2 separate regions of the Mus musculus genome follow, and region 2 is linked to region 1. Evidence: chromatin loops called from intact Hi-C (ENCODE). Cell type or tissue: gastrocnemius. All regions are shown on one strand. Each heading gives the region's core, and the rest is flanking DNA. Links, peaks and the distances in the headings are about the cores only. Region 1 overlaps Rhbg (Rhesus blood group-associated B glycoprotein). Region 2 holds the start of Hapln2 (hyaluronan and proteoglycan link protein 2).

The links. Hi-C counts contacts between places; a loop is a spot of excess contacts. Peaks named below come from ENCODE experiments on the same cell type or tissue, not always from the same donor. Only the 100,000 strongest peaks of a DNase experiment are listed, where the experiment ranks them.
Region 2: it touches region 1 in a loop (1.9-fold over the local background); 6 of 42 quality-filtered maps call a loop at or near these places.

The regions. Positions count from the first base shown.
Region 1 is chr3:88,230,303-88,245,632 of GRCm38, forward strand. It overlaps Rhbg (Rhesus blood group-associated B glycoprotein), which reads right to left. Exons shown (of 10, transcript NM_021375.3): 6 at 15,134-15,271; 7 at 14,831-14,964; 8 at 14,223-14,344; 9 at 13,291-13,364; 10 at 12,572-13,146. The coding sequence ends at 13,078. Among named protein-coding and RNA genes, the nearest start is that of Rhbg, 17 kb to the right of the region's middle. RefSeq lists an enhancer at 7,930-9,073. In gastrocnemius, for the core only: a CTCF peak has its summit at 13,974 (motif pointing left); a DNase peak (open chromatin) is centred at 13,949.
Region 2 is chr3:88,015,984-88,031,313 of GRCm38, forward strand. Hapln2 (hyaluronan and proteoglycan link protein 2) reads right to left here and starts at 11,528. Exons shown (of 7, transcript NM_022031.2): 1 at 11,402-11,528; 2 at 10,902-10,957; 3 at 8,347-8,488; 4 at 7,782-8,135; 5 at 7,541-7,657; 6 at 7,238-7,420; 7 at 5,767-6,842. The coding sequence starts at 8,434. The coding sequence ends at 6,559. It overlaps Gm19439 (predicted gene, 19439), which reads left to right and starts at 14,875. Exons shown (of 2, transcript NR_166128.1): 1 at 14,875-15,053. In gastrocnemius, for the core only: no CTCF peak of the experiment used is centred there; DNase peaks (open chromatin) are centred at 6,684, 7,034 and 7,374; H3K4me3 peaks cover 1,681 bases; H3K27ac peaks cover 343 bases.

The sequences.
Region 1 (15,330 bases), core at 12,831-15,330:
GTCTGACAGTCCATAGATGAGGAACACCGCTGTCCTGCAGGCTACACACTACCATTCTCTCTAGCCTCTCCATGACACAGAAGGAAAGGAATAGGGCTAGCAAGTCAGACAACAGGCAAGACTTGTCAGCCATAAACCTGACACAGCTCAAGGGAGCACGGAAGAGCCACAGCAAGCAATTGTGCTCTTGACCTCATTTCCCCTGTAACACCCACATCCAACGCTGTGCTCCTGAACGCGTTGCTGGGAGCAGGAGCAGAGCCCAGACTCCCCCTCTTCGAGCTCTCTTGCCCTCACCCAGAGTTCTTCCTGTCTGAACACCTCCTTGAAACTTCAGTTGGAATCCCAGAATTTGTCTAAACACAGAAAATACAGGATCACACGTGGCGTGATTGCTACGACCTAGAAAGCAAAAGGGGGTATCCACCACCATCTACCCTCCCTCCCAAGAGGCAGCCCTTAGCCCCAAGCCCTCCAGGAACAATCCGCACGCATCTGGGCACTCACACCCAACACTGCAGTGCTTCTCCGCAGCATTCCTTCACAGACACACACCGGACATTGACTGCTCCGGAGCAGCCGCAACCTCAACCTGCTCGGGGGTGGAGAGTCTACCTTGCACGCTCAGGCCCTGCATGGTTCAGCAAATCAAAAAGTGCCCTCATTTTCCAGAGGAACTGAGGCTGTGGAGGGAAAGGACCAGCCTCAGGGTCCTCAGTTCCTCAGCATCAGGAAAGCCCCATGAGCCCTAGCGTTCCCCAAAAGGACAGAGCCTGGGATCTGACCAGGGCTATGGATGCTACTGGTCCAGCAAGCTTGTGAGCACTGGGGTCCCAAGGGCAGGTCCCTGTGTGAGCAAGTGAAAGCTGCCACCCCCTCCCCCTACTAGGCTGGAGCATCAATCTTCAGGGACATGGGGGTGGGAAGTAGTGGTCAGCCCTGAGCCAATCCCATGCTTGCACTAGCAGCTCCTTAGGAAGCCCATGGGATCTGTAGAGAATCTGGTGGGTGTGCTGGTCTCCGCCCAACCAGGAAAGGGTTTGGGGTGGCAGCAAGCAGAGGCAGGGGGTGAGCTGCCTTTTAGTAACTGAAAGACCTAGCCAGACCCAGTTGGGGTCAGGAGGGCAAGAGGGCAGGGAGGAGTTCTTCCCTAAAAAGGGATTCCACAGACTGACTGAAGTGGGAGGAACCAGGCAGGCCCTCACTTATATGCTCTCAGAGTCCCACTGAGCATATGCAGATGAGTCTGTCTGTATGCAGATGAGTCTGTCTATATGCAGATGAGGAGAGAAGGCATTCTCTTCTCTGGGTTACCATAGAGCCTGTCACCCCCTCCCTTTCCCTTTGGGTTCCAGCTGCAGGGTAGCTTGGGAAAAAGGCTAGCCCCTAGGGAGGGGCAACTTACAAATAAAAGGTTAGACTTCAGGAAGGACTGACCAAAGGAAAAAACTAATCAGTCTGGGGAGGAACTAGAGATGGAAGAGAATATAGAGAGGTTTCTGAATAGGTGAGACCAAACCATGCCCTACGGAACCGTGAAAGAACAACCCAGGCTCTAAGTTCACAGACGGGCAGAAAGCTCTTGGACACACAGGCTAGCAGAGGAAAGGGCCCCAGAGAGCAGCTGTGCTGATCTAGTGCCATCCTGGTCCCTCACAGGTCACTGGCTCCTGACCTCAGACCCTTCACAGACAGGCCTGGGGCTCCTGCAGGTCACATAGATCCCAAATAGCAAGTCCCTGGCCACTGATTTGCAACAACTTAGGCTATGGTGGGCAGGTTGGAATGACAGTTCCTGCATAGGTCTTAGGACTTCCGTCAGGGGATAGGGGCAGAGACATCAAGAGGGGAGAGAACACCAGGGCCTGGGGAAACTGAGACCCAGAAATGCTAAGAAAGTTGCCTCTTCTTTCAGCTGATTTAAGCCAAGTTGGGCCTGAGCCCAGGGCTTCTCCTAGGAGTGTAGAGGCCTTTGGAAAAATCTCACTTTTCCTCGGGTGGCCCGAGTTCCCTTTTCCACCCCCACCCCACCCCCCACCATTCAATGGTGTAGCCAAGGCCTTTGTGGAGAGGCCCTGGGGAAGAGAGGGCCCTTGTCATCCATTCATCTTGCAGGAGGCTTGGCCCATGCCAGACTCGCTGGACTCTCCTTCCTGGGAGGTGCCAGGCAACCCCCACCTCCCCTCGTGGCTGCTCCCCCACTTCTATCATTTCCTGGGGCCTCAGGGGTTTGGCTGTGATCCCAGCCAAAAGATGGTGGGGAGTCCCACCTCCCACACTTCCTCATTCACACACTGGCACCAGACCTGTGGGAACGCCGGACAGCAGCTGGGCATTGGTGCCCGGCTCTCCCCTCAGCCCACAGACCTTAGAGAAGGCACGAGGAACAGGGCCTTCCCCCCCTGCGCTGTCCTCAGCACTGATTGTGAATCTGGGTACAAACAAGGCCTGTAACCTGGATAGTAACAGACCTTTCCCAGGAAACCTTCTGACAGGCATATATTCTGGGTCACCTTAACCCTCCCCATAATTCTGCTCTGCTCGAAGCTCCAAGGACAAAAAAAAAAAAAAAAAAAAAAAAAACCCTTGAGGTTCTCCTGACCTCTCTGTGGCTAAAGGCCCTAGGGCCCGAGAACAGGGAATCAACATGGGGCTACTAGTAGAAGGTATCTATCCAATCAGGGCTCTGGCCTAAATTCCATTATGACAGGTCTTGGTGGCTTCTGGCCCAGGCAGTGTGGGTGAGTTGGAAGGAATGTAGAAGTCATTATGAAAGGACCAAGGGAAGAGAGTTCCAGAGAACTCTGAGAAACTGGATCAAGAAGAGACAAAGGAAAGACATCCTATTGTAGACATCCTAGCCATTGTACCCAGGCCAGGTCACAGGGTGGCAGCTTCCTCTGTGCAAAGACTTCTAGGGAGAGTCAAATGGTTACTGGGAGTCATTTCAAGACCAGAGACAGCCCAGCATTTTATTTCTCATAGGCGGGGAGGCCTTTAGCTGAGATAGGCTCTCTGTGAAAGAGAAGGGCTCCTAATTGGGGGGAAGAAAGGGAGAGAAAGAGAGGGAAGGGGCTCTGCAGGGCAAAAAAACCCAGAGCCAGCCTGCCATGGAGGGAGATTAAGGGATTAGAGTTAAAACAAAGTGGTCGGGCTGGAGCAGGTGGGCTGGGGCCCCGTGCTAACGATCTAATTGCTTGCTGCCTTTAGCAGGGTGTGAGCCAGGCCTGGCTGTAGATCTCTAATGAGTCCGGGTGTTTTACAAGGGAGGTAAGTGAGAAGGTGCAGAAACGAGGGGCCAGTCAGGAAGGTCTTTTTCCTCTCTTGAAGGGAATCAAACTCTTGTGCTCAAGTACAGAACCTCGAGTTCATGTGCTCTGCCCCTGCCTTGTGCCTACCCAGGGAAACCACGGGAGAAGATACAGCCTGTGCAGAAGGATGCCTAGGTCCCCACCAAGTAGGTATGGAGCCAGGGGAGAGATCATGATCTCTGCAGCATTAACTGGGCACACACTCAATGTCGGTATTGTACTAAGCTTTCATCAGTTTATCAACTCTCCCAAACACACAGTAAAGGTTGAGGGACTCCTTGTAGATACCAGGGTCTTTCTGATCAGGACTGGCTCCTTTCAGACCCTTCCATCTTCCTAGGAAGGGACAGGTCTTCCAACCTTCTCTATCAGTGCTGAGAGAGTTCAGTCTGCAGCTGACTGTACCCCAGAAGCCCCTGGCTGTAGGGTTCTAGCTCAGCCAGCCTGCTTGCTTCCCCCTTGCTCACATTCCAAAAGAATAGCACAGTCCCGGAGACACGGCCGGCCATGCCCCCTCTCCAAGCCTGTGCACACACCGTGCCCTCTCCTTAGACAGTCACCTCTGCCCACTAACAGTCATGTGACAACCACTTCGGTGACTCATGTAGAGTCTTCTCTTTGCCTGCTGGGTTCCCCTGAGAGTTGAGCATCAGTGGCTGCCTCGTGTCATGGGTGACCTGGTCACGGGTGACTGTTTACTTTTATAAGTAAGAGGCCTGGGGGCAGGAACTCTGAGAGCCCTGTGGGGGGAAGGTGTGGGAGCCTCTTCTGGTCCGCATGAAATAAGTGTTTATTCAGAAATAGTTTTTTCCTTGTCCTGGGCATAGAACCCAGTGCCGTATTTGTACTCATCTCAGTTTAATTTAAAATATTATTTTTTATTTTATTTATTTGGGTTTTGTGAGACGACGTTTCTCTGTCCTGGGACTCTCTCTGTACACCAGGCTGGCCTTGAACTCATGGAGTTCCCAAGCACTGGGATGAATAGTGTGTGCCACCATGCCCAGCTGATTTTTATTTTTAAAATTAAGGAAGGTGCTCTGGGGTTGGTTGCACATGCCTTTCATCCCAGCAGTCAGAAAGCAGAGGCGGGTAGAGCTATGTGAGTTTGAGGTCTGGTTTACCTAGGGAGATCCAGGTCAACCAAGGCTACATAGTGAGACCCTGACTTTCAAGATAAGTAAACAAAAAAAAAATTTTTTTTAAGCGGGGATGGAAGAATAGTGTTTGGCTGTGAAGGTCAGGATATCAGAGACCCTCAGACTTGCAAGGAACCAGAGAGGTCCGGTAAAAAGCTCTTCTCTTGGAGCCCTTCCCATGCTCAGTTCTTACTCACTGTTTCTTAATACATTTACACTTGTTCTCCTACAAAAAAAAAAAAGGAAAAAGAAAAGAAGAGAAAGAAAAAGAAGAGAGGAGAAGGAGGAGGAAGAGAAGGAGGAGGAGAGAGGAGCAAGGGAGGAGGAAGACTCCCTTAGTGCCCTGGTTTGGAGGAGGAGGGGTAGGGAACACAGTGTTTCTCGCCCTTCTTTCCCCCTGCCCCTCTCATTCATCACCATGCATCTGTCTTGTGGTCACAGGCCTTCCCATATCTTCCTGTAAGCTTTCAGGATTGTCCCCACAACAACCTCTGTAGCTGGCACTGTGGGTGGGCACCTGGTTCTCCCCAGGTCTCTAAAGAACCAACCTGTACCTGCCTGTGTGGCAGGCAATAGCAGTCCCTCTGCCACCACTAGAGGGGTGTGTGAGCCCCGGCCTCGGGAGCTAGGGGAGCAAGGCCTTGCAGAGGGAAGCATGCTGCTGTAGCACCCACCGAAGGCATCCATTCAAGACATGCTGCACCCTTCCCTTCCTCTGTTTACACAACTGAGCTGAAGACAAAGGCTCTCTGGGGAATCACCTTACCTTTCTCATCTGAAAAATGGGAACAGAAACAGTAGCTATTTCTCAGAGCCTCTAAGGAACAAACTAAGCTAAAGTCTGTGAACAACTTGGTCCAGTGCAGGACAGGAATTGAGGATTCACAACTGGTGGCTCTTAGGATTGTTATTAATCAGGAGCAACCCCACAATGTGGGCTGATTTAGGGTAGAAACTTGTCACCATTAGTCTTGCTGGGAATAAAGGGGCCTTGTGGTAACAGCCCTCACAACCAGTCCCCCCAGCCCCACCCCCAACAGGGCGACAGGACTCAATGGCTGCTGATGCCTGACAAAGTTAGAAGTGGTGCAGAATGGGACACTTAGGGGCTTAGCCCAGGCGGAACCATGGGGAAGGACCCTCCAGCTATGGCTCCAAGGGTTTATGGAGCACACAGGCAGGCCAGGAATGTGAAGACAGCACCTTCCCTGTTCTGAAGCAATTCTGCAAAAGCCTCCAGCCAGCCAGGCCTGCCCTAATCCCCTGGAGTGGCAGGTGGGGGGCTAATGGCTAGTCCAGGATTGTGCCACCAGAACCCATGACCTCTGACCTTTGGGAGAGGCTGATGAGGATCAAAATGACATAGGCAGAGAACACCCATGAAAACAGTACAGGGGAGGGGAAGGCAGGGAGGGCAGGGGTGGGAAGGAAAGGGGGGGCAGGGATGGGGAGAAAAGGGGAGGGCCGACAGGACTGGTGAGCTGCAGTTTAAAGAGAGGTACATAAGAAAAATTGGATTTTACCTAACTTTTTCTTGAGGAAAATTTTGGCAAGTCACAGGGAAAACAGAATTGTGTGGGGAGCCTCCATGTTCCCACTTATCTACTGGTTAGCATCAGCAGCGGCCAGCCTGGCTGCCTTTGGACCCCTCTTCCTCCCTCTGGTGTTTCTAAGCACATTCTGAGTCTGTCTCCTTTCCAAGAGGTGTGATTACAGCCTAGCTCAAGGGATCCCAGGAAGGGGTCTTGGCAGTCATCTGGAGAAGGGTGAAGGGACAGGACAAAGGCACTGTAAATGACTTGCGTGTGTCTGGAGGTTCTCCGGCCTGCCTCACTCAGTGTACTTGAGAAGTCTCCTAGCTGCTGGGGAAACGGGAGCTGATGCCTTATCCCACAGGGGGGTTGTAGGAGAGTGTTCACTAAAGCAAAGCAGAGGCCAGAGACGAGGGTCAGGCTGCTCCCAGGCAGGGCTGAGCCCTTGGGAGCCATAACTGAAGAGGTCAGACAAGGACCCTAGGTGCCCAAGGTAGGGTGGTAGCTGGGAAGGTGGGCTGTCTTACAAAGAAGGCCACAGTGAAGGGGAGGGGTCTGAACCCAGATCTTGGCCATGTCTGCTGCTTCTGAACCCCAATATAAAGAAACCCCTGAATCCTGGACTGCTGGAGACAAGGAGGGCCAAGGGCCTGAATGGCCAACTGTTCTCTAAGGAAGGTTTAAGGACACTCCTCACCGTCACTTCCCTCCCAGGGTGATTACAGGGAAGAGGGGACACAAAGAGACCCTCCTCACCACCACCAGGGTGATTATAGGGAGAAGGACACAAAAGGCCCTCAGCTCCCATCCTCTGGCTGGATAATGGGCCATTCACATTGAGGGAACCCCAGTCCCACACCTGGCTCTCTTAGGCAGACCCCAACTGCCCCATTGTCCCAAGCCTGCCACTGTGCCTTGTACCCGGGTGTCAGCCATGGGAAGCCTAACACCCCAGCTGGGGCGGTCCTGGCCCTTCCCCCACCTCTTCAGCCACTTGGAGGCTCAGAACTGATTTGGTGGGGGAACGCCATTCATTCCACACTCCTCACTCAGAATTTTTCTCCGCTCAAAAGTCCTCAGAGAGAAGTCCTCACAGCTATGGGAAAATAGGAGAGAATAATTAGGAAAGCCATTAGCGTCTCAAGGCCCATCTGAGGGATTAAAGGATTAAAGGCCTTCTAACAGGTCTCTCCTCCTCGAAGATTTTTGCCAGAGCTTGTTTTCAGGACTTTTCCCTGGGTTGGGGGAGACCCTGGGTGGATCCTCTCTTCACAGCTGCAGGGAATCAAGACCCCCTAGTTATGTTCAGTTGGCCAGAAGAGAAGAGTGAGGCAAGCAGGTGTGAGCTGGCAGCTCCTTCTCAGGCTAGCCTGCACTGCCCTGCACCTCCACAGGGGGAGTAGAGAGGTGCAGAGGTCAGCGGGTCCCTCGTGGAAGCCCAGACAGGCTCCCTGGGAGCAGGTGCCCTGTGCTCCTCCAAAAGATCCCGGAGGGCTCAGCCTCTCCCACGCCCCCTGGTTCCAGCTGAGGGCAGGCAGGCTCTCTGCCCTTTCCCAAGGCAAACGGAGCCACTCTTTTCTGACTAGCCAGAGGCCGGAGGTCAAGGAAGGGTTTCTCAGGAAGAGCCGCTGTTTGCACTGAGTCATGGTCTCTGCCTTGCAGAACACAGTGAAGTCACTTCGTGGAATGTGAGCACGGGGATTCACAAATACAGATGAGGAGGCCCACAGAGCAGGCAGGACTCATTCTTTCTGAAGACAGGAAGGACAGTCCCTTGGAAGAGATGACCAGCATACATTTCTGAGTCTCCCTATTACACTCTTCTGGCCACCTGGTGGCGGCTTGGTGATTATCAGGTAACTGTTGCAATCAAAAGTGTGTTACCCAGTCCTGTTACAATCTATCTTGCTGTCCCACTGACATCTCAGTGCCCTCCTTAGGCCAGGCGCTGAAAACCCATGGTGAACATTCAAACATGTATCTGCCAGAGAAGAAAGCAAGCATACTCCCGACCAGACAGCACATGGAGTTACACAGTTGCCCAGAGCAGAGAGATACAATAGGATACACACTGAAGCTCCTGGAAAACCAGTCTCTGCATACAGCATCTTGACCCACTGCCTATGCTAAAGAAGAAAGACCCTAGCATGAGGCCAGCTCACATTCATACGCTGGCCTCCCTGGATTGGGGTGGGGATGGGGCGTCTGGAAATGCAGCTTGACCCTTCCACTTCTAAGGAAAGCTCACTACTAAATGCCTTCCAAGCCTCTGTACCTGCCAACCTTCAGCTAGCAAGTCCGAGAGAGAGAGAGAGAGAGAGAGAGAGAGAGAGAGAGAGAGAGAGAGAGAGAGAGCGCAGTGGTTCCCCAGATGCAGGTGGGCAGCACCCCTTGCTCAGCACCTTGCCAAAGGGCAGGTAATGGGTGTACACTAGCAATTGGGCACCACTAAGGCCCATGCTTCGTGGTTCTGGTTAGCAACTGCCAACAAGAAGCTCCCTGCTGGGACTGGGGTGTGCAGGAAGGCTAGGCGAGATGAATGGCCTGTAGCCTGGGTCATAACATAGGCAGACATCACCATAGCGCTGGGTGTCTGAGTAGAGCTGGGGTCTGGGGGGACCCTGCCCCACCCCAGGGTTCCTTGACCCTCCATGATACAGCCTCCTCCGGTGTTGGGGCAAAGTAAAGCATGAGAAATGGTGGGGAGGAGGGGCCTCTGTCTGCTTCTTTAGAAGCAGAACCCAGACAGCAGCCATGGGATGGAGGCCAGTTTGTAAAAGCTCGGGTGAAATGAGCTAGAAGGGATTGGGAACAAGTCCCACAGTGTCCTGAAGCACATTCCTTGCTCTGGGGAGACGGAGATGGATGGTGCTGAGCTGAGAAGGAGGGGTGCTGGGGCGGGGCCGGAGGGGGGCTTCTCCTGCTGAGCGCTCTCCTGCCAAGAGCAGGGTGGGAAAGTAAGGCTTAGGACCCAGAGGATGGCTTCCCAACAAAGGCTGCTTCCTTCCCCTCAGCCTCAGAGCCAAGAGGGTCCTCCTCGGGTCCTGCCCAGAAAGCCCTGGAGATGCAAGCCAGAGGGCATTAGAAACCACCCTGGCACCCTCTGGGGCTGTGCAAGCAAGCAGAGCATCTATAAGCACCTATGGCGTCGGGCCCTGGTGGTGGTGGGGGGGGAACAGTGTGCTCTGTGCTTCTGGTCTCTTCCAGAGGTAGCTGGTGAGGGCCCCCGAAGCAGCCTCCACGAGGCTAACACTGGAGATGTTTGAGATGGGTCAGAGACCTGGACAGAGGGACTGGTTTCCAAGGTGCTAGGAAGGCAGAGCTCGCCTTCTTCCTTGGCACCAGGAAATGCTACAGCCTCTACCCTGCTCTCCTGGCCAACTTCTCACCCATTCTGAAGTGTCTCAAATGCTACCCCAAAAATAGGCAAGACAGGAAGGAACAGCCTAAGTTCCAGTACCGGGGCTGCTTCCCCCTTCAAAGATGTCCTGGGAGACCAGTGCCTTCCCCCACCTCTCAGCAGTAGCAGCCAGTCCACTCACTGCTGTGGAAATCCTAGATGCTTCTCTTTTTTATTTGACAGAATCTTGTATCTCAGGTTGTCCTGAAACATCCTTTGTAGTCCAGACTGGGGCTAGCCTCAACCTGCCAGGTCCTGAGATTACAGGTGTATGCCACCACACCTGGCACTTTCTCTTTTCTTTCTTCCTTTCTTTCTTTTTCTTTCTTCTCCATTTTTTTCTCTTTTTTCTTTTCTTTTGTTTTTTTTTGTTTTATTTTGTTTGTTTGTTTGTTTGTTTGTTTGAGACAGGGTTTCTTTCTGTAGCCCTAGCTTTCCTGGAACTCACTATGTGGACTAGGCTGGCCCAGAACTCACAGAGATCCACCAGCCTTTACCTCCTAAAAGCTGGGATGAACAGTTTGATACCCCAGAAGGATCTCCCGGGCTCCCCTGGATCAATGTGATTCGAGGAGGGAAAGGCAGGAGGCCAGAGATGGGCTAAGGGGGCGAGCATTGGTGGCTGTTGATTTGAACCCCAGCCACGATGGCTCAGAGGCATCTTTTGTCACTTTGAGATTTTTCAGAATAATTTTTGCCTGAAACTACTAACAAGTATCAGTGCTGCAGACTCTAAGACTCTTCAGAGTGTCCCTTAGGTGAGTGCCTCTCACCTAAGTAAGTCTTTGGTAGGAACTTGAAAAAAGGTGAACTCTGGCCCTGCCTGCCTCAGGAAGCCTGTGTCTGGGACCTGGAGTTAGGGCTGGGTCCCCATAGCGGACACTCTGGCTGCTCTCTGGGACATCCCTCTTTGGCCGAACCACTGCCCTGATTAGAGGGCCACAGGCTTCTTTCTCTCACCCCCAGTGTCACTGGGTGTTACCTGTTTTGCCTTTGCTGATGGTTCCTTCAGTAAAAATGGCCTGCTAACGTGGTGGCTGGCAAGAAGGAGTCCCGTGTGGTCCCGGAGCTCACTTATCACAGACGACCCAACATGGCATCTTGCCTTGTAACTTGCTCTGTTTTAAGGACATCTCGAGTACTTTGCTCTGTGCTCTGGAAGAGAATTGGCCCCAGAAGCATCTACCAGACTCCCCTAGATCAGTGTGATGTAAGGAAGGACAGGCAGGAGGGCAGAGATGGGTTAAGGGGTGAGCATCTAGAATCCACGGCTGCTGGTTTTGAACCCCAGCCACGATGACTCAGAGGCATACGCTGCGTCGGGAGTGGGGGTCAGGGGTCAGTGCGTGCCTACTCGGTCTGACCCCAAAGCTGAAGCTCCCGAAGCCGGTGCAGGTCTTCTCGCCACGGACGGCACAGACAATGGTGCTCTATCCCGGGAGCACGGCCGCCCCCTGCCCGGCCGACCCTTTCAGGCTGGAAGCCGGCGGCGGGACGCTGGCCGCCTGGAGCATTTGCATATGGCCCGGGGACAGTAGCCTGCTTTGTTGGCTGCGCACGGGGGCGCCGGGCGGTGGGCGCAGCTCGCCAGACAAAGCCGCCGGGGGAGGGAGGGCGACGGCAGCCACTGGGCCGCACCTCGGATGCCGCGCCGTGTCTAATTCCTCCAAGGAGCGGCCTGAGCCGTGACGCGAATCCCAATGCTCACGGCCCGTCGAAGGTTCCTCCGGGCCAGGTAGTCTCCCACCCAGACCAAAGAGGATAGCTGTTAGAACATCCTAAGGTCCCGGCCTCCTGCTCCGTGTTCTTGGACACTTAACTTTCGTAGTACATATACAGTGTGCCAATCCAGAGTACGGCACTTCTGAGGGGACTTTCTGCACCGCCTCAATCTAGTTTCCAGAAGCAGGCAGGAGGTGAGGATACGTCATTATGTCATTATCGTTCCCAGGGCTCAGGCACTGGGGCTGGACAGAGTTCGTGAGCAGGCAAGGATACCCTTGTTCTTCATTGAGAGTGATAGCATGCTGATCAGAGGGGCTGGTCCTGAGAGGCAGAGGCCTCATTGTCCTGAGGGATGACATGCCCCTGTCCCTGGCTTCCCCCTGTCACCCTGTTGACCCATCCCGAATAGATAGCCCACCATGAGGGGGACCAGTGATGACGAGGCTGAGGCTCCTGAAAGAGGGACCCATCTTTCCTGCATTATCAAACCGTCACTGGAAACCACAAAGGATGAAACAGCATACTCTGCAGGACCCATCGTGTGCCCCTGCATGTAAGGAAAATGGGGAAGCCTCCCTGGATTGAGATGGCTTCTCCCAGTGTTGGAAGAGCCTTTTTTTTTTTTTTTTTTTTTTTTTTTTTTTTTTGCCTGAAGAAGAGGCTTGGTTGCAGTTCAAAATGAACCAGCAGCAGGGAGGGCCAGCCTGAACATCTCGGTACCATGAGTGAAGGAATTTTCACAGCTCTCCTTCACCAGAACAGCTGGGGGCAGGCCAAGCCAGCTGGCTGTCCATCACCCATCCAGAGCTGGGTCCCAACTCTCCCAACTACTTCTCCACAGTGACTGGGAGCCTTGTGCTTCAATCCTGGGATCCTCCAGCCTACATAGCCCAGCCAGCAATGGGCAGGGAAGTACGGAGGGGAGAGGGCTGTAGAACAAGTGACTATAGCTCCCTAGAGAGCTTTTCTCTCCACCACCTCCAGCTGCACGGGGGAGCCCAGGTACACACTGGGCAAGTGGAGCCCAGGATGTGTCCTTACTTTCTGGGTTCCTCCCGCAGAGGGGCCTTAGTTTGGAGGCAGAAGTGTCTGTTGTTGTGCTCAGCTCTTGGCAGAAAGGGCTCCCACCTGCCGAAGGGATGAAGTCGCCAAGAGTGGGATGAGATATGAAGTTTCTGGCATCACCTGAACGGATTTTTGCACGGATGCCTGTGGACCCACATGGAGGCGGCTAGGAAGGTTAGGTGGCAAGGACCTGGGCAAGGCATAGAGGTGGCATCGTCTGTTGGTTTAGAGCGCCCTCTTGTGCTCAAATGAGTCAGCTCAACGCGCGCCCAGCTGCCTTCCTCATCCACAGTCCCAGAACCACATGACCCTGGCCATCGTCAGGACCCGGCCATGAACTGGCATCAGGTGCTGAACTGCTGAGGTTTTGTGGCAGACCACCCTTTAGACGCTCCTTTTGGGCTTCTTCCTATTCTTCCCAGCACTGGAAAGCCAGCTGAGGGAAGGATTTGGGGACAGCATCAGATGGCTGAAGTGGACACAGACATTCTGGACAATAATGCCTCTCCCTGGAGAGGATGGGACTAGTTGGGACATATACAGTAGAATGTGGAGTTCTGTGGACCCAAAGAGGGTTTGTCAACACTAAGGTCTTTGATTGTCACAAGATTTTGGCCTCAGCAGTGAAAGGGAGAGGCGCACACAGGTGTCAGAGTCCTTGGTGATACATTGTTTATCACCCAGCTTCCCACCCAGAGTGGAGCTGGCTTGGGTGACACTGGAACAGAGTAACACTGGTCAATGGGGTGGCAGTCACCTAGGCTGGCTTTGGCCTTTTCTGGCCACAGCTAATGGGGATCTGCCTAGGGGCGGCAGGCTTCCAGGCACAACAGTAACAAAGGCAGAGAAGGCTCTCTTGGCAGGAGCCATTGTCTTCTCTGAGAACAGTCTCACGCTGGCAGCAATTAGGCCCGGGTGTCTGACTCCCCACCCCTCAGAGGCCTCTGGGTCTCAGTCTCCTGCTCTCCAGGTACCTGCAAAGCAGGGAGGGATGAAGAAAAGTTCCAGGGATCTTGAGAAGGAGCCCATAAACAAGGAAAGAGGCAAGTGGTAGCCCAAGGCAAGGCAAGGGAGCAGAGAGGGAGTGTCAAGGGGGACAAACTGTATCGGTGTCTCACCTCCCAGTAAACCTGGTCCTCGAAGCATTGGGAGTCTGGAGGGGAGTCCAGAAAGGGGAGCCGCAGCAGGAGCCCTGGTAGCCACAGGGAAGGGTGTGTAAGGGCCCTTGGTCCCTGCCCAGGGGGGTGGGGGGGAGGTTGTCACCTAGGGCCACAGGTTGATAAGCTTATGGTGAACTCCAGATAGCCAAGGTCTGCGAGTCCACCTTTCTGAGAAGGGAAAGTCCTGCAAGGTGGCTCCACCCCTCAAGTTACCCACAAAGACACCAGCCGGTAGAAGTGAGAGAATTTGCTCATGTCTGCAGCTGTATCGTGATTCAATTGTGAAGTAGAGATGCTCATTTTCTTGTGGCCTTCCACATGGGAAAGGCCTAAGGGACAGTGATCACATGAAGCATGACCCGGGGAACTAGACCATAGAGAGTTTCAGGATGAGGGTGGGTGTGAGTGGGAAGGGATGTTACAGCATCAGGTTTTGTTCTTAAGGCCAGATATCAGGAGGGGATGCCTGACCTAGGGCCAGTGAGCAGACAGCTTCTGTGAAAGGCTTTGAACTCCAGGGTGAGCTAGGCCTCCTTCTTTCTGTCTGCTGCTGCCCAGAGGAGATTTGGGGGTGAGGTGGGGTGTGGGGGAGAACCTGGCCTCTTCCCAGCAGCTGGGGTTAGACTGCCCTCTAGTGGCATAGGGGAGCAACACAAGAACGTCAGCACACAGCCCAGAGAGGAGCCTTCCTTCCCAGTGGCCGGTGTGACCTTAGACCAGTACCTCCTCACTCTGAGGCCATGCTGCCCAGTCACTGACACAGGCAGGTGTTCTGAGAGAATCTTGGTGGAAGTGAGCCTACAGGAAGGGCAAGCATCCCTTGCCCTTCCTCCTGGGTACCCCTCCTTGGGGCTCTTACCTGACATCCTTGCCCAGCTAAAGCCACTCACCTCCAAGGCTGCCACCCACAGAGGCAAACACCAGTGTGACAAACATTCCGAAGAGCTGATACACGGCCTGAGACGTGGCACTCCGCTGACCCTTGGCTATGAGTGGAAACACACTCTGCAGGCTGAAGGGAGACCAGACAGGGAATGATGGATGTGAAACAGGCAGCCAGGGTGTCCTGTGTCACTCGTGCCTGTGGGCAGCCAGAGGGTGTGCAGGGATCCCCAGCGTCTCTCACCCAGGCCTTTGCTCAGTCAGGTTCACTTCAAGTGCTCTCCTGTCCTAAGCCAGCCACCTCCACATACCTGTCAGAACCCAGTCAAAGGTCTCTTTTGCCTGCCCTACTCCTGGCTCACAGTGTGAGATGTAGACCCCAGAGGTCATTACCTCTTGCTGGTCCTGAAGGAATGCTCAGTGCTCTTGAAATTGTTTACTTTATGGCCATCCATGGCCCTGACCAGGAGGTCAGGCCACAGCAGGCCCTCGGTTCTCACCATACTGGTAGGTGAATGGCCAAATGGGTGGATGGGAACAGGTGGAGAGGCTCTTTTTCCCCTTGGCTCTCGAGGAAGAAGAGAGGTCACTTTGGAGAGAATGAGGGAGGACTCACCCATCTCCATAAGCTTCGTGGGTGGCCAGTGCAGCCACTACGACTCCCAGGATGGCCCCCAGGACCCCTGGCATCCCATGGAGGTTGTGAACACCACATGTGTCTTGCAGTTTAAATCTGGATTCAAGGATAGGCTGGAAGATAGGGTGGAGAGTCAGGCTTGGATAAACAGAGTGGATAATCAATCTATCTATCCGTATCCAGAACCTGGTGGAGAAGTAGCAGAAGGTCTGGGAATCCTGAGTCACTGGTCCAGGCTCCTTCCCTCCCATATTTAGTCCCAGTCTTGAAAAGCAACCATACCGTAAAGAACTTATACCCCAGTGTGGAGACAGTCCCAGCCAGGAAGCCAGCTGCCAGCGCCCCAAAGGGTGTCAGCATCATCTCACTTGATGTCCCCACCACAACACCTCCAGCCAGTGCTGCGTTCTGGACGTGGACCTTAAAGGAAAAAACCGCCAAGGTATCTTATAAGACCATCACACCCACACATCCCAGCC
Region 2 (15,330 bases), core at 5,656-8,155, 220 kb before region 1:
GAGTCCAGGACTACATCTCAGAGTGGCCAAAGGATGCATGCAAGTTTATCTATATGGAAGAGTCTATCAATTGTAGGGCTCTAGAGAGAGAATGGAGATAGAAGCTATCCTGGGTACCATTGTCTGTCATTTCCTCTGAGTCTCCAAGCCTTCTTCCTCTGAGATAGGATAGTCTATCTGTTCTTGAGACTCCTTTTGGAGTCTTGAGATGCTTGTGGTCTGCCCTACCAAGTCCGGATACTCTTGCTGAGAAACTACCAGGATTACATTTGTAATCAGGAGCCATTTTGAGTCTGTAGCTAAGTTTCTGTCGTTGTGAGTGGCCTGCCCTGCCACCTGGGGCCATGGTGAGCTGCCACTGAGAGCCAAGTCTGGGTCCATGGCTATCAGTGGCAGGGGTCAGTATTGATGTCCATGGGTCATAATACCATGAGAGATATGGATGTTCGGGGGTGTGCAGAACTGACCTCGCCCCTCACTAGATGCCACGCTCTAAACAGCTGGTCCCATCTCTCACTGCTAGCAGAGTGGGTCCTCTGCCTTGCCCAGGCAGCACAGTGGAGCTGGCCCTAATGGCAGGGGTGTGGGTGAAGTGGTCTTGAGGGCTTGAGCATGAGAGAGCTGACTCTGTCACTTGTGTGCTGTGGATGGCACTGGTATGGAGGTGATCCCCCCACACATACCTCTAGCAGTCAGAAAAGTGGCCCCAGGTTCAATAGAGCAGGAAAGCTGTCCCTGCCTCTCACATGGAAGAGTGGACTCTGAACCTCACTTGGACAACACAGTAGGGCTGGCCCTTGCCAAGAGGCACGAGTGGGCCAGCCCTGAGGGACCACTGGCCCCGGCCACTAGTCTACCATGAGGTAGCATGGGTGATGGGGTTCTGCCTTCCCTCTCCCCCTCCCCATCTTCGGTAGTTGGGAGAGCTGGCCTTGCCCCTTCACTGGCTGGCTATAGCACTCAGGAGAGTGGGCCCTGTACCTCGCCTGGGCAGCACAGTGGAGCTGACTCTGATGTTGAAGGCTCAGGTGACCAGCCCTGAGGACTTGAGAGCAGGCAAGCTGTCCCAGTCCCTCACAGGCTGCAGCACTTGGGAGAGTGGGCTGTGCACCTTGACAGGGCAGCACAGTGAAGCCGGCTCTGGAGGAGTGGGTGCAGGTGAGCTGGCCCCGAGGGCATGAGAGCAGAGCTGACCCTGTCTCCTGCTGACAGCAGCATTGGGTGACTGAGCCAGAGCAGTGCTTGCCAGAGCAGTGCTTAAGAGCTTCTGGTGGTGTGGAAAAGGGAGAACTGATGGGCTGACCAGCTCTGCTACCACCCAGGCCTAGACCCAGTGCTCTGAGATGGCCAACCCCAAAACATATATCATCTGCAAATGGTTGGGATGCATGAAAGGGCCAGTCCTGCTGTTCCAAAGCTGCAGGACCTCCATGACACAGGGCAACAACAGGATAACTGGGAGGAGTCCCAGTGAGGATCCAATATAGATGGTGTCACAGATGCCAGAGACCCCGAACCAGATCAATGCTCATTGCAATGAACATTTACAAGTGAATATGTGTGGACAGAGGGATATACTGAACCGCACACTGAGATACTATCTATGCTTTTTTTGTTTGTTTGAGGTTTGTTTGGTTTTTTTTGTATATTGTTGCTTGTTTGTGTATCTGTTTTATTTTGGGGGAAGGTTGCAAGGGCAAAGTATAGGATGAAATTTAAAGGTTGCAGTTGTTTTTAACCTGGCTAACTCCCAAATAATTGAGACGAGACCATGATTTATTCAACAAGCTTTAAGCACAATAACTGAGCAGATATCCCCAATCCTCTATGCTATCTTAGCGATTCCCAGCCACATACACTGAGATCCTGGCTTTTAGTCTCTCCTTAGCTCCATCCACAGTAGCTGTCAGTCCTCATGGAGAACTTCCTTGGAGACTACTTCTTCCTTCTTCTTCCTCCACCCGACTATGTCCCTTCCTCTGGACCTGTACCTGCCTGTGGTGGACTCCTCCCTGGCTCTTCTCTCTGGGACCCCTGGCTGGGACCAGAAGTCCAGTCTTTATCTCCTCTTTCCAGTCATTGGCTGTTCAGTCTTTTATTAACCAATCAGAGATAACTGAGGAGGAGCATCCTTTATGCCATATTGATACAGGAGAGTCACAGAAATCAGCACATGAATATGCAGAGCACAAGACCCTCCTCCAAAAGCAAGTGGATATGAGGGGACAGGGAGATGAGCAGGACTGGGGTGCATGATGGGAAACTCACAAAGAAAAAAAAGGTTCTTTAAGGGCTGGAGAGATGGTTCAGTGGTTAAGAGCACTGATTGCTCTTCCAGAGGTTCTGAGTTCAATTCCCAGCAACCACATGGTGGCTCACAACTATCTGTAATGGGATCTGATGCCCTCTTCTGGTGTGTCTGAAGACAGCTACAGTGTACTTGTCATATATATCTATATAAAATCTTTTTTTAAAAAGTTTCTTTTAAAAAGTATTAGAAGGAGCTGGTGAGATGGCTTAGCCGTTAAGAGCACTGACTGCTCTTCCAAAGGTCCTGAGTTCAAATCCCAGCAACTACCTGGTGGCTCATAAGCACCCGTAACAAGATCTGACGCCCTCTTCTGGTGTGTCTGAAGACAGCTACAGTGTACTTATGAATAATAATAAATAAATCTTTTTTAAAAAGTATTAGGGGCTGGTGAGATGGCTCAGTGGGTAAGAGCACCCGACTGCTCTTCCAAAGGTCTGAAGTTCAAATCCCAGCAACCACATGGTGGCTCACAACCATCTGTAACAAGATCTGACTCCCTCTTCTGGAGTGTCTGAAGACAGCTACAGTGTACTTACATATAATAAATAAATCTTTAAAAAAAAAAAAAAAAAAAAAAAAGTATTAGAAAAATGAAGTTTTTCAGTTTCTTCATGGAATATATCTGTGTTTTAAAGTTTATTTTGATATTAAATTAGATTCTTTTTTTTGAACAAAATGTAATTTCTAAGGCTAAAAAATCTTAGAGATAGAATTATAAAATCCTAATTGATGAGAATTATTAATTTATTGTAAGTAGTTAAAGGTAATTAAGACATAGAAGATAAAACCAGGCATGGTGGTGAACGCCTTTAATCCCAGCACCTGGGGGAGGGGCAGAAGCAGATGGATTGCTTAGTTTGACATCAGCCTGGTCTACAGAGTGAGTTCCAAGACAGCCTGGGCTACACAGAGAAGCCCTGTCTCATCCCCTCCCCCAAAGATAATTATCTTATAAATGATCAAATGTCTTTAATGTGTCCCAAATTGTGTTTGTCAAGGTAAGAATAAATGTAATTCATTTACAGAGACAAGGTTGGAGGGAGAGACCAGTCTATATCTTCCATTGAATAATCTTCTGTATATGTCGTCAGTATCTCCCATTGAATAATCTTCTGTATATGTCCTCAGTATCTCCCATTGAATAATCTTCTGTATATGTCGTCAGTAAAGCCTAAATCACATAACTCAGAACAATTTTAAGGTAAGCTTAAAGTTTATTTAATATAAAATAAGATTCAAAATCAGGTTGGTTTTTTTGTTTGTTTGTTTGTTTTTTGTTTTTTGTTTTTTGTTTTTCGAGACAGGGTTTCTCTGTGTAGTCCTGGCTGTCCTGGAACTCACTCTGTAGACCAGGCTGGCCTTGAACTCAGAAATCCGCCTGTCTCTGCCTCCCAAGTGCTGGGATTAAAGGCGTGCGCCACCACGCCTGGCTAAAATCAGGTATATTTTAAAAGCTGGTTATGAAAATCTGAAAACTTGAATAAAACGGGTTAAATTACACTACACTTGAGTGGCAGGACACCCCTAAATTTAAGCATCCCCTTTTTCTCGGGTGGAACACAGACCCCATCAGGGTAAATTGCATGTTGGCCTCGTTACGGGAGAAAGATTTTCATCGTGGGAAATTATACTTCCAGGAAGTCTGATGCTCCTGTCTCTGGCCGTGTAGGCTGGACCTAGAAACCCTCCTCCCCATCTGTAGGGAAAATGAATGGCCCTTCATGTCTCATGGGACAGGGGATGAACTCTCACCCAGCAAAGGATCTTACAGTCTGCATTTACATCCTGAATGTCTCCAGCAACATCGAGACAAATAGCAATTACTCTGCCCTCAATGTCTTCCCAGTGGGGATGCTGTGAACAGGGGAAGCCTGTACCAGCCACCTGACTGGCATGGGACCTGCATGCTAGTTCAATTGGCTATGCCCTCTTCTCTGGCTTTCAATTATTCCACCTAGCTGACAGGCAATTACCTGATTCTGTCAGAAGTTCCTCAGAGAGCTTCAAATATTATAAGACAGAGGCTCTGTCTGACTCAGGGCCAGTCAGTCTAGCAGGCTCAACTACAGACATTCGTTTAGCACTGAGTTATAGGTGTCACCTGGACCCACGATTGCTGGGTCCTGATGAGGAAGAAACTGTGAAACCTGGAAACCCATAGTAAGGCTTAAGAAATTCAACAATGGACATTTGCTGATAGGGATTGGCAGTGTAGGCTATTCCTGAGGTGCCATAAGGAGACAGAGGCAAAAAGAGACCAGTCTGACCTTGCCAGAAGAGACTGTTTATTTCAAACAGCAATGGACAGACATTCTCCGGAGGGAAAGGGGGTGCCTTTGAAGAGGGGGAACACTCGGAGTTTATATAGGGAGCTTGGAAATGGAGACGTTAAATGTAGCTGCAGGGGCTACCTGCCACTCTGCAGTCTCTCTTTCCTGGAGTTGCTCGTCTAGACAAGGCCATTTCAGCTTTAGGAAGGCTTTGTCCTGGCTCTTAGGATGCAGGTGATAGAGGGTGATGGAGTCAGGTGAAAGTGCTGGGGGGAGGGGCTGGGGTGTCAACACAGGGTCAGGATCTCAGCAAGTCTAAGGACAACCGAAACCTCCTTGGTTGGGATCTGGCAGAGGTTTATTTCTTCAGGGAATTGTGATGTTCCATTCTCCCTCTGGATTGATGCTAACATCAGACACAAAGCTTCCTATAGGGGTAACCCGGACAGCTCCCTGGGACTGGACTCTGACAAGATTTTATTAGCTCTGCTGTAGCTAAACACAATAGGTTTAATTTTTTTTTACCTGATTTCTTCAATAATTAAGGCCTAACTATAAACCAAATAACAATTGGTCCTTAGAAATAATAAATAAAAATAAACCAGAAGTCGCTGTTTCCGTAGCTGGCTTCATTGGACTCCATGGTCAATGACCTTATTCACAGTCCAGGGGTCTGTTTGTCCTTGTCCTCCTAGGTCTAATGATCAGGCCCTGCCTAATGAACTGATTGTTAATTAACTGATTGTTACTCCTCATAAAAACCAATGATTTAAAAGTAACTTAAATAAGTAGATGAGTGAAATGTCAAGACTGTCTTGTCTGGACTCCATTTTGGTCTGCTTAGATACTCCTCAACCCCTTGCTTTCGCCGAACAGTCTACACTTCAGGGACTTCCATGACTCTGAGCATAGCCCAGATGCATTAACCAAAATAATTATTGTTTAGAAGGTATAAGTAAAAAATAATTGCTATGTTATGCATGAAATAACTACTACGTTCTGCCAAAAACAAATGTTGCAAGTTTCCTCTGACTCTCATCTAACATTGATTTAACTGTGGTTTGTATCTTGGTACCCCTGAGCTTAGGGTACCAAGAGGCTCAGAGCCACTCTTGATCACAGCCAAAAATAAAGGACTCATTTGCTTTTAGTTGTCTTTATCAGCATGGTTGTCTGTATCTTTCTCAAGTGGATTTATTATAGTAGACAAGCTCACAGTGTGCCTGCCTGGTGCCTGTGGGGGTCAGAAGAGGTTGTTGGATTCCCTGGAACTGGAGTTACAGATGATTGTGGGTCCTCGTCCTCTGAAAGAGCATCAAGTTAGCTTAGCTGCTGAGTTCTCAGTCCACACGGAATTTACCGTCTTTCATTGTAGACTTTAGCCAGATGTGATCCCAGAACTTAGGAGGTAGAGGGAGGCTGATGTGTGTGAATTCAAGGCCAGCCTAGTCCACAGTGGAAGTTCCAGGACAGTCAAGGAAAAATTGAGAGGCCTTGTCTCAAAATAAATAAATAAAATTAATAAACTAAATAAAACAGACCTTGGAAGTGATAAGTACATTTAGAAATGAGTTTAGTTTGAATATTTGTTTTGTAGGGCCCAGACAGCTCTGGAAGTTTGGAGTTCCTGGAAATTTTGAATAAGAAACCTTTGAGTGACTGGTTAGACATAAAGGGCAGCCTGTATTCTCCCGTGTAGATGGCCAGGTCTGCTGAGACTTCCTCTCCTCCTTCCTCTCCTCTGTCCTTCGTGCTGTGGGTGCTCTCTAATCACAAACCCAGTATATTGCTGAGCCATAGATGCAATATATGTTTGTTCTTATGGAACAAAGAAGGTGCCATGTTATTTTATTGGTCAGTTAATGCCCGGGACGCCCCTTTGCCCAGCAGCCCGAAGCACCGCGCTGGCCTGGGGAAGGCAGAAGTGAGGGCTGGGCCTTAGTCTGTCCAGAGGGGACCCGCCACTCTGTCGCACTCCTACTTCTCGGCATAGCAGTAGGTCCCGTAGGACGCCTGCTGGGGTCGGGGGAAGCCGAAGCTGCGCACCCCTGGGTCAGGGAGACCCCCACAGCGCGGCCGCGGCGTCGTGATGGGGAAGCGAACGCTGCCGTCCGCCAGCCAGCCTCCGTCGCATTGATCCAGGCCGGAGAACTTCCAGGCGGCGTAGAGGTGCCCGACCTTGGCTACTACGGCTCCGCGCCTCCGGCAAGCCGCGTGGGCTTCTGACAGCGTCAGCCGCCCCGGCACGAAGAACACCTGGCCTGGAAATGCGAGTGGGTGACCGGCCGCCCAAAGCAGCTGGTGTGGGACGGGGACCCGGCCGCGAAGCTCCGAGAAGCCCTCACAGGACCGTGCGGAGGAAAATTGTCTAGGATGCGCTCGCCCTGACATCAGACCACGCCCACACGCTGTCTCTCTGCCTGGCTTCTGACACCGGCCCCGCCCCGGGCCCAGGCCCCGCCCATCTCTTCCTCCTGGTCCCGCCCACGACACAGGGAGCTGACCAGCCCCTGCTCCGCCAACAAGTCCAGCTCCTGCCACCTCCTAGGTCCTTTCTCCCACGCCCGGGAGTCCTTCGTCCAGGCTCTGACCCGACACGGCCCTTCCTGCAGGCGGAGTCCCCAGGCCGGGCGCCGCCTGCCCGCAGTTGGCTCACCTGCCAGGGCCGAGGTGAAGCAGAAGGCGTCATAGCGGTCGCGGCTGCGGTCGCGGGGCCCGTAGCTGCGGATGCCTGGCCGCCCGTGGCCGCCGCACGGAGCCCGCGCGGTGAGCACAGGGTAACGCACGGAGCCCTCGAGCAACCAGCCGGCGTTGCACCAGTCCAGCCCCTCGGTCCACGCTGGCGGAGGAGGGGGTGGGGAGGACGGGAGTCACCAGCACAAGCCAGACTCTAGCTCCCGCAAACTCGCCGGGGTCGATGTGCAGCTAGGGGGCCTCCAGCCGGGGATCCGCCGCTCACCCTGGTAGAGTTGGCCGTAAGTGGCCAGGCGTCCGTCCTGCTCTTCACACGCCCGCTTCGCTTCGAAGTAATTGAACTGGTAGCGGCCTCGGCTGGGTTGGTACGGAAACACCACACCTGGGGAGCGGAGAGCTTGGACAGGGCAGCTGGGTGCGGAGGGGAGCGCGGGCAGGGGAGGCCGGCAGAGGTGAGGTGCCCCAATATAATTAGGGAACCTCAGTGCCGGCGCAGGAAAGCTCACCCTCCAGGCGCAGGGTCAGTGCCACGCTCTCGTCCTCAATGCCATTGATGAGCTCGCAGCGGTACCGACCCTCATCCTCCAGACGCACGTTCTTGATGATCAGGGAGGCGTCCAGCCGATGCCCTCTCCGCAAGCTGGCGCGCCCTCCCAGGAGCCCGTAGTCCCGGGCGTGCAGTCCGTTGGTAATGAGGATTAGCGTTTCCCGCAGCTCACCGGGCTCCACTTTGCTCCAGCGTACTTTGTAGCTGGGAGGCGAGGTGCCCAGGACGCAGGGCAGTGTGGCCGTGGCCCCACGACGAGAGTGAATGACCTCGTGGATGGGGGGCAGGAGGTAGTGGGGACCCGGATGGGGGGCTGAGCAGAGGGGCCACAGTGGCAGGCTTCTGATCTTCCCTGCCCCAAGTGCCCATTCAGACCTAGTCCCCAGAGGCTCTCCTCGGGCTCAGCCTTACCTCTCCCCACTGATTCTCACTCCCTAGGGACTTTCAACAGCTGCCCTTTTTATTCCTCCATCCCTTGGTCCCCTACCCCAGTGTTCTGGTTGGGGGCTGGGCTACGGTCTTACCCGGATTCCCCAGGGCTTTGTGAAAGCTGGTGAAGGCCCAGGGGAGAAGGAAGCAGCAGAACGCAGGGAGAGGGATCCTGCTTGGCATGATGGTGTCAGCAAGCACCGTCTGCAGGGCACAGGTGGTGGGCACTCCCTAGTACTGAAAGGAAGGACAGAGAGGGGGGCAGAGATGAGGGTCGGCTTCCTGTTGGGTGCATGGAGGCATTTGTCAGCTGTAAGCCAACAAGCCTCACCTCACTGATGACAGGTCATCCCAGCCAGCAAGTCCTGACCTAGCATCTCCTTTCTGGGTCCCCCAACCCAGCTACTCCTCAACCCAGCTACTCCTCAACCCAGCTACTCCCCAGGCCTTCCATTGGAATTTGAACCTCTGTATTAATTTGCCAGCATCACTTTCTACCCCAGAACCAAGTTAAATACAATAATAATATGTGCCCTGCTTGGAAGAGTCTCTCTCTCTCTCTCTCTCTCTCTCTCTCTCTCTCTCTCTCTCTCTCTCTCTGATAACGTGGAAGCGTCTTCACCTCAAAGGCTCCAGGCTCCCCTGCAGTCAATGTTGTCTCCCCTAACTGACCTCCACACCCGACTCTGTACTGGAATCCAGGCATCCTGGACTTAAGTGGGCCTGACCTCCGGAAGACCTTCCCTCACTCTCCAGTCTGCCTCACTGTGGCATATGAAGTTTCCTGGAGCAAACAGGGAACTTTTTTCTCAGACCCTTATTATCGCCTCAACTACCCGTGTCACTAGGTTTTCCAGAATTACAATACATAACACCATCAAGTTATAAAAACAGTGTAAGCTGCAGCTGTCTGTCTGGGCTCTGGAGTCTCCTCCCGCCCTACCCTGTTTTTTTTTTTTGTTTGTTTGTTTTTTGTTTGTTTGTTTGTTTTTTTTGTAGTTTCTAGTCTTATTACCTTGAACTTTAAAAAAAAAAAAAACAAAAAACAAATGGTGGACTGATGACCCCTTGTTTTTATTTATTTTATAGACTGGGCTCTTCCATATGCTAAGTGCACAACCTTAAAGGAGTAGCTTAACCTTAGCCTCAGTGTCTTGGTTAGTAAAGTAATAATTGTAGCATCCTGCAAGTTCAGCAAAAATTAGCTGAATGCATCATATGTTTGTAAAACACTTAAAACAGTGCCTGAGGTGGAACACTTGCTATAGAGCGCAGAGTAAGGCTAAACTGTGCTTTGCTGTGAATTAACAGGAAGCAATTAAAGGAAGAAGACAGCGGTAAAGAAAGGCCTTGAAGAGTATCTACTGCCCTGGGCATTAGATAGACCAGTTTGTATCTAAAGAAACAGGTTAGTTACATTAAGAACTTTCCTGCCAGCTGGTTCTAGCACATACATGCCTTTATCCCCAGTACTTGGGAAACAGAGCCAGGCAGGCAGCCTTGTTGTACAGAGAGAATCCCAGTGCCACACAGGCAATCTCAAAAAACCAACCAAACACAAACAAGACAAGACAAAAACCAAACAAATAAAATCCACCCCACTAAAAAACAAACAAACAAAACAAAACACCCTCCCCTTTCCAATAGGGGTCGAAAACACCAGTGTTTGGTTCCCAGCACCCATGCTAAGTCTGTCACAGTTCCAGAGAATCTGGCACCCTCTTCAGGACTCTGAGGGCACCTACTCTCACAGGCACTAACACACACATACACACACACAACTTTAAAAAAAACCCAATAAGCCGGGCGTGGTGGCAAACGCCTTTAATCCCAGCACTCAGGAGGCAGAGGCAGGCTGATTTCTGAGTTTGAGGCCAGCCTGGTCTACAAAGTGAGTTCCAGGATAGCCAATGCTACACAGAGAAACCCTGTCTCAAAAAACAAAACAAAACAAAACAAAACAAAAAAAAACCTCCCAATAATAAAAATAAAAATGTCAAGTAGTATATGTCTTTAATCCCAGAATTCAAGAGGCAAAGGCAGGTGAATTTCTGTGAGTCTGCGGCCAGCCTGGTTTATATAGTGAGTTCTAGGACAGCCAGGGTTACACAGAGAAACCCTTTCTCAATTACAAGTAAAGCATGTGGGACAGGAGTCCATATGGGACAGCCTGGTAAATAAGAGTGATCTTTATGTTTAGGCGCTGACGAGATAGCTCCATGTGTAAAGATGGTCCCCACCAAGACTAATGACCTGAGTTCATTTCCTAGGTCTCATACGCTTAAAGGAGGGAGCCGACTCCCACACCTTGTCCTCGGACTCCATTCACACAAGCATGGCACAGGCACACCACACATAAACACAAAATAAATAAAAGTGCAATAAAAAATGGACTGAGCTACCACGGACATGTTTAAAGTCCAATCTGACTTAGGCACTTTGCGGTATACTGTTCTGACTCCTCTGGCTATCCAGGGAGGCATTGATAAACACCCAGGTACAGTCACCGAGCTATGGAAGGAGGTTCAACTGGGGTTTGAATCAGATTGGGCCAGCTTGAGCTCTTAGTCACTGATCTAAGGTTCTGTATTTTAAGAGAAGCACACATATAACATTTCCACACATAGAAAGCCAGCAGCCCATTGCCTACCTGCAAGATGATCTCTCCTCAGAGGCAAATCGAGCTGTGCTCAGCAGCTTCCTGTCCTGCAGAAGGAAGAAGTTGCAGTGGGGGTTCATTAGGGATTCTGGGGGTTCAAAGCACCCTAGAGCCTCAGGACTGCAGCTCCTCTGACACGGTTCTAGAGAGACTCGTTTCCTGTGTTCAGAGAAGCCAAGGCACTGAGGCCTATGTTCACGCAGCACACTAAGTCAGCCGTGATTGCATCTGTGCCAGTTGATGTCCTGGGGCCAGGGCAAGACACCGGTTGGGGGCAGAGTAAAGCAATCCTGGAGATTACCTAAAAGAGTGTGGAGAGCGGGCCTTGCTACTTCTGTCCTTAGACCAGGGGTGGGACAGACCAATTGTAAGTACAAGGGTGCTGGACCAGGAGGAGCGGGGACGAACCCTAATTGTGAATCCAGCTCTGTATTTTCATATGGACCCCATCCAAACAACAGAATTGCCCTCCCCCCCACCAAAGCCCTCACCTGTGCCCTCTGTGCCAGGCTATATATGGCCTTTCAGAAGAGGCTGTCAAGATGGGAGTCAGATTTTCAGGATGTCTGGCTGCTTCAGGACCCTGACCCTTTCTGTCTGTCTGTCCTTTTCTTTTCTGTCCACACCCTATTAGAAACACAATTTCCCATTGTCCCTGTCTTCTCCCCTATTGTTGGGTAACAGGGGCCCTTTATTCGTCCCTTGGGCAATGGCATGGAAATGTCAACAGCTGGGGATGTGGGATGCAGGACAGGCTGGCACAAACCACCGGAAAAAGGCCTGGGTGGGTGATTGGCTCAGAGCAGAAACTGACATCCAGGAAGAGGATAGGAGAAGGCTGGAATGGGGCACCCTCAGTACTCTAAACTCCAGGATTATAAAAAGATCATGCGTGATGCTGCACAGCTGGGGTTGCTGCTAGAGAGGTAGAAATCACAGGAAGATGCTTCTGTCCCTGGGAAGGGACTCCTAGCAAGGAGGGACTATGGAAATTCTCTAGCTATTTTTATTTCATTATTTTAGATGTATGAGTGTGGCTTTTAATTTATAGTGGTGCATGTCTGTGCGCCATGTCTGTAGTGCCTAAAACGGCCAGAAGAGGGCAACAGATACCATGGAACAGAAGTTACAGACCCTGAGAGCTGTAACTTGGGTGCTGAAAATGAAACCTGGGTCCTTTGAAAGAGCAAGTGCTCTTAACACCTGAGCCATCTCTCCAGCACCATGGGAATCTCTCTAAAATAGAGTCATCTGATTTCACAGTTCCTCCTTCCTCTGCACCCATGGATGGATTTTGTTTACATTTTCAAGGCTGGTGAGATGCTTGGTAGGTAAAACCACATCCTGGCAGCTGAATTCAATCACCAGACTCACAGTGGAAGGAGAAGATGGACCCCCAAAAGTCGTCCTCTGACCTCCACACTGAAACTCAACCTACAGTCCCTCACATACAACAATAACATTTTAAAATTCTGGAGAGGCCACAGATGTGGACCACCACTTGAAATGCTGAAACAGGAGGAGTGTCATGAGTTTGAGTCTGCCTTGGGCTTCGGAGTTGAAACCTTTCTCAAAAAAGAAAGAAAAGAAAAAGAAAAAAAAAAAGAAAAACAGGGCCAGAGAAGTTAAGAGCGCTGGCTGTTTTCCAGAGGATCTGACTTCAATTCCCAGCACACACACAGCAGCTCACGGCTGTAACTCTAGTCCCGAGGGATCTGATGCCCTCTTCTGGCCACAGGAGGCATCAGGAACACACATGATGCACAGGCACACACTCAGGAAAACATCCACACATATGAAATAATAAGAATATAAAGCTGGGCAGTGGTGGCGCATGCCTTTAATTCCAGCACTTGGAAGGCAGAGGCAGGTGGATTTCTGAGTCTGAGGCCAGCCTGGTCTACAAAGTGAGTTCCAGGACAGCCAGGGCTATACAGAGAAACCCTGTTTCGAAAAACCAAAACCAAAACAAAACAAAACAAAAGAATATAAAAATAAGGGGCTGGAGAGATGGCTCAGCAGTTAAGAGCACTGACTGCTCTTCTAGAGGTTCTGAGTTCAAATCCCAGCAACCACATGGTGGCTCACAACCATCTGTAATGAAATCTGATGCCCTCTTCTGGGGTGTCTGAAGACAGCTACACTGTACTTACATAAAATAAATAAATGAATATAAATAAATAAATAAATTTCTGATAGGGAGGATCCTTTGTCTCTCAGGGGAAAAATTCTTTCCTCTGCAGCCTCCCTGGCCTCTCCTCACGCTGAAGTCCACGCCCATAGACCACGTGACAACTCATACACATGCACAGAGCTGAGGTGTACACCTGGCATGGTTTTACGTGTTTACAGCATATGGACAGGTGTCCATCAACAATTCAGAGTAAAACTAAGGCTTTGGCTTCTGCCAGTGCAGAGGACCTGACCCCAAGACAGCTATTTAGAAGCCCTCAAAGCTTCAATTTTCTCCTTCTTCCCTTCCTTCCTCCCTTTCTTTTTTAAGATTTTATTAATTTTAGCTAAGAGTGGTGGCACATGCCTTTAATCTCAGATCTCAGAAGGTAGAAGTGGGTAGGTTCTCTTGGAGTCTGAAGCCAGCTTGATCTACATAGCAAGTTCCAAGACAGACAAGGTTATATAGCAAGGCCCTGGTGTCAGCAAAGCAAAGCAAAACAAAACTTCATTTGTTATTTTTTTAAAGATGTATTTATTTATTGTATATGAATACACTGTAGCTGTCTTCAGACACACCAGAAAAGGGCATCAGATCCCAGGATGGTTGTGAGCCACCACATGATTGCTGGGATTTGAACTCAGGACCTCTGGAAGAGCAGTCAGCGCTCTTACCCACTGAGCCATCTCTCCAGTCTCTCCAGCTGCTATTTGTTATTTTTAGTCATGCACGTGTGTGTCTGTGCATGTGAGCTACTGAGGAAGCCAGAAACATCAGGTTCCCCTGGGCTGGAGTTATAAGCAGTTATGAACTCCTTGATGTGAGTCCTGGGAGCTGAACTCAGGTTCTCTGCATAAATAGTTCAGGCTCCCAACCACTGAGCCTTCTTTCTAGCCCCTTCAGATTGCTCTGAGCCATCTTTTTCTTTGCGGAACAACCCTGCCTGTTAACTTCAGGATTCTAGACTTATCCATTTTTAGAGGAGGGGCCCAGACACTGAGGAGATGAGGAAGAGGATGCTGCTGAGATGAGGAAGAGGATGCTGCTGTGTAAGGCGGGGCTATGACTTACGCTTTTGTTGTTTGTATGCATTATGGGTTTCATTATGTAATCCCGACTGGCCTGGAACTCAATATGTAGACCAGGCTGTCCTCAAACTCACAGAGATGCACCTGCCTCTGCCTCTTGAGTGCTGGGTTTAAAGGCAGTTGACCCCTTTCTTCACTCCCATCCCTTAAACGTGTATTGATGTTTTACTTGCATGTGTGTCTGGGCCTCAGGCGCATGCCTACTTCCTGCACAGGTCGGAAGAGTCCATGAGATCCCCTGGACCTGGAGTTACAACTGGTTCTGAGCTTCCATGTGGTTTTGGGACTCGAACTCAGGTCCTCTGGAAGAGCAGCCAGGGCTCTGGACCACTTTTCCTGCTAACCCTTCTGCTCTTCTTTTGGTCTAAGTCTGATGAACCCCCAGAATATCATTTGGGCATATATAACAAGGGACCAACTGGGTTATAGTCTTCAGGGCCAGGTTGACTGTCCTTTTCTAAGCGACCTCCCCACCTCCCCCACCTCCCAATCCTGCTGCTAAGCCCCACCCCCACCCCTCCTGGAACCTACTGCAGCGTCCCTTCTTAGTGAAAGGACAAATAGCTTGCTGTCTCAGGGTTCAGGACGGCCTGATCCCGTGCCTCTGACTGGCTTCCTCCCAAGACAAACAGAGGAGAGAGGAGGGACGAGTCTAGAGCGCTGGGGCCGCGCCTCCTCTGGAGCCGGCTCATTCCTTTTCTCTAGTTGCGCATTGGGTTTCTCCAGAATAGGAGGGCTGAGCTTGGCCAGCTCAGAACTACCTTAGCTGCTAGAGGAGACCTCTGAGGAAGACTGAGGAAAGAGTACGCTGTGAACCGCCGCTGGTGTGTGTACTCAGGCTACTCTCAACTCAGGTCTCCAGATCCTGTGAAGAGGAAGCAGGTGGGTGCTCCCGGCCTAGCATCTTCCCCAGAGAAGTTTGCTCTCAGGACTTGACTCCCTTTCTGTGGCTTCCGATTTAGTGGCTGTGGTAAAGCCAAGCGTGGTCCCTCCCAGTTTTACCACTAGATGGTCACTTAAGTTGCTGGAAAGACTGATAGGATGCAGCTGCAGAGGTTGAGAGAGGCAGGGCTCCCATCGGTTTCAGTGACTTTCACACAGCTGCATCCAGGGGCCTCTCTAGGCGGCTGAGTCTTGCCACACTAAAGGGTGAGTCTGA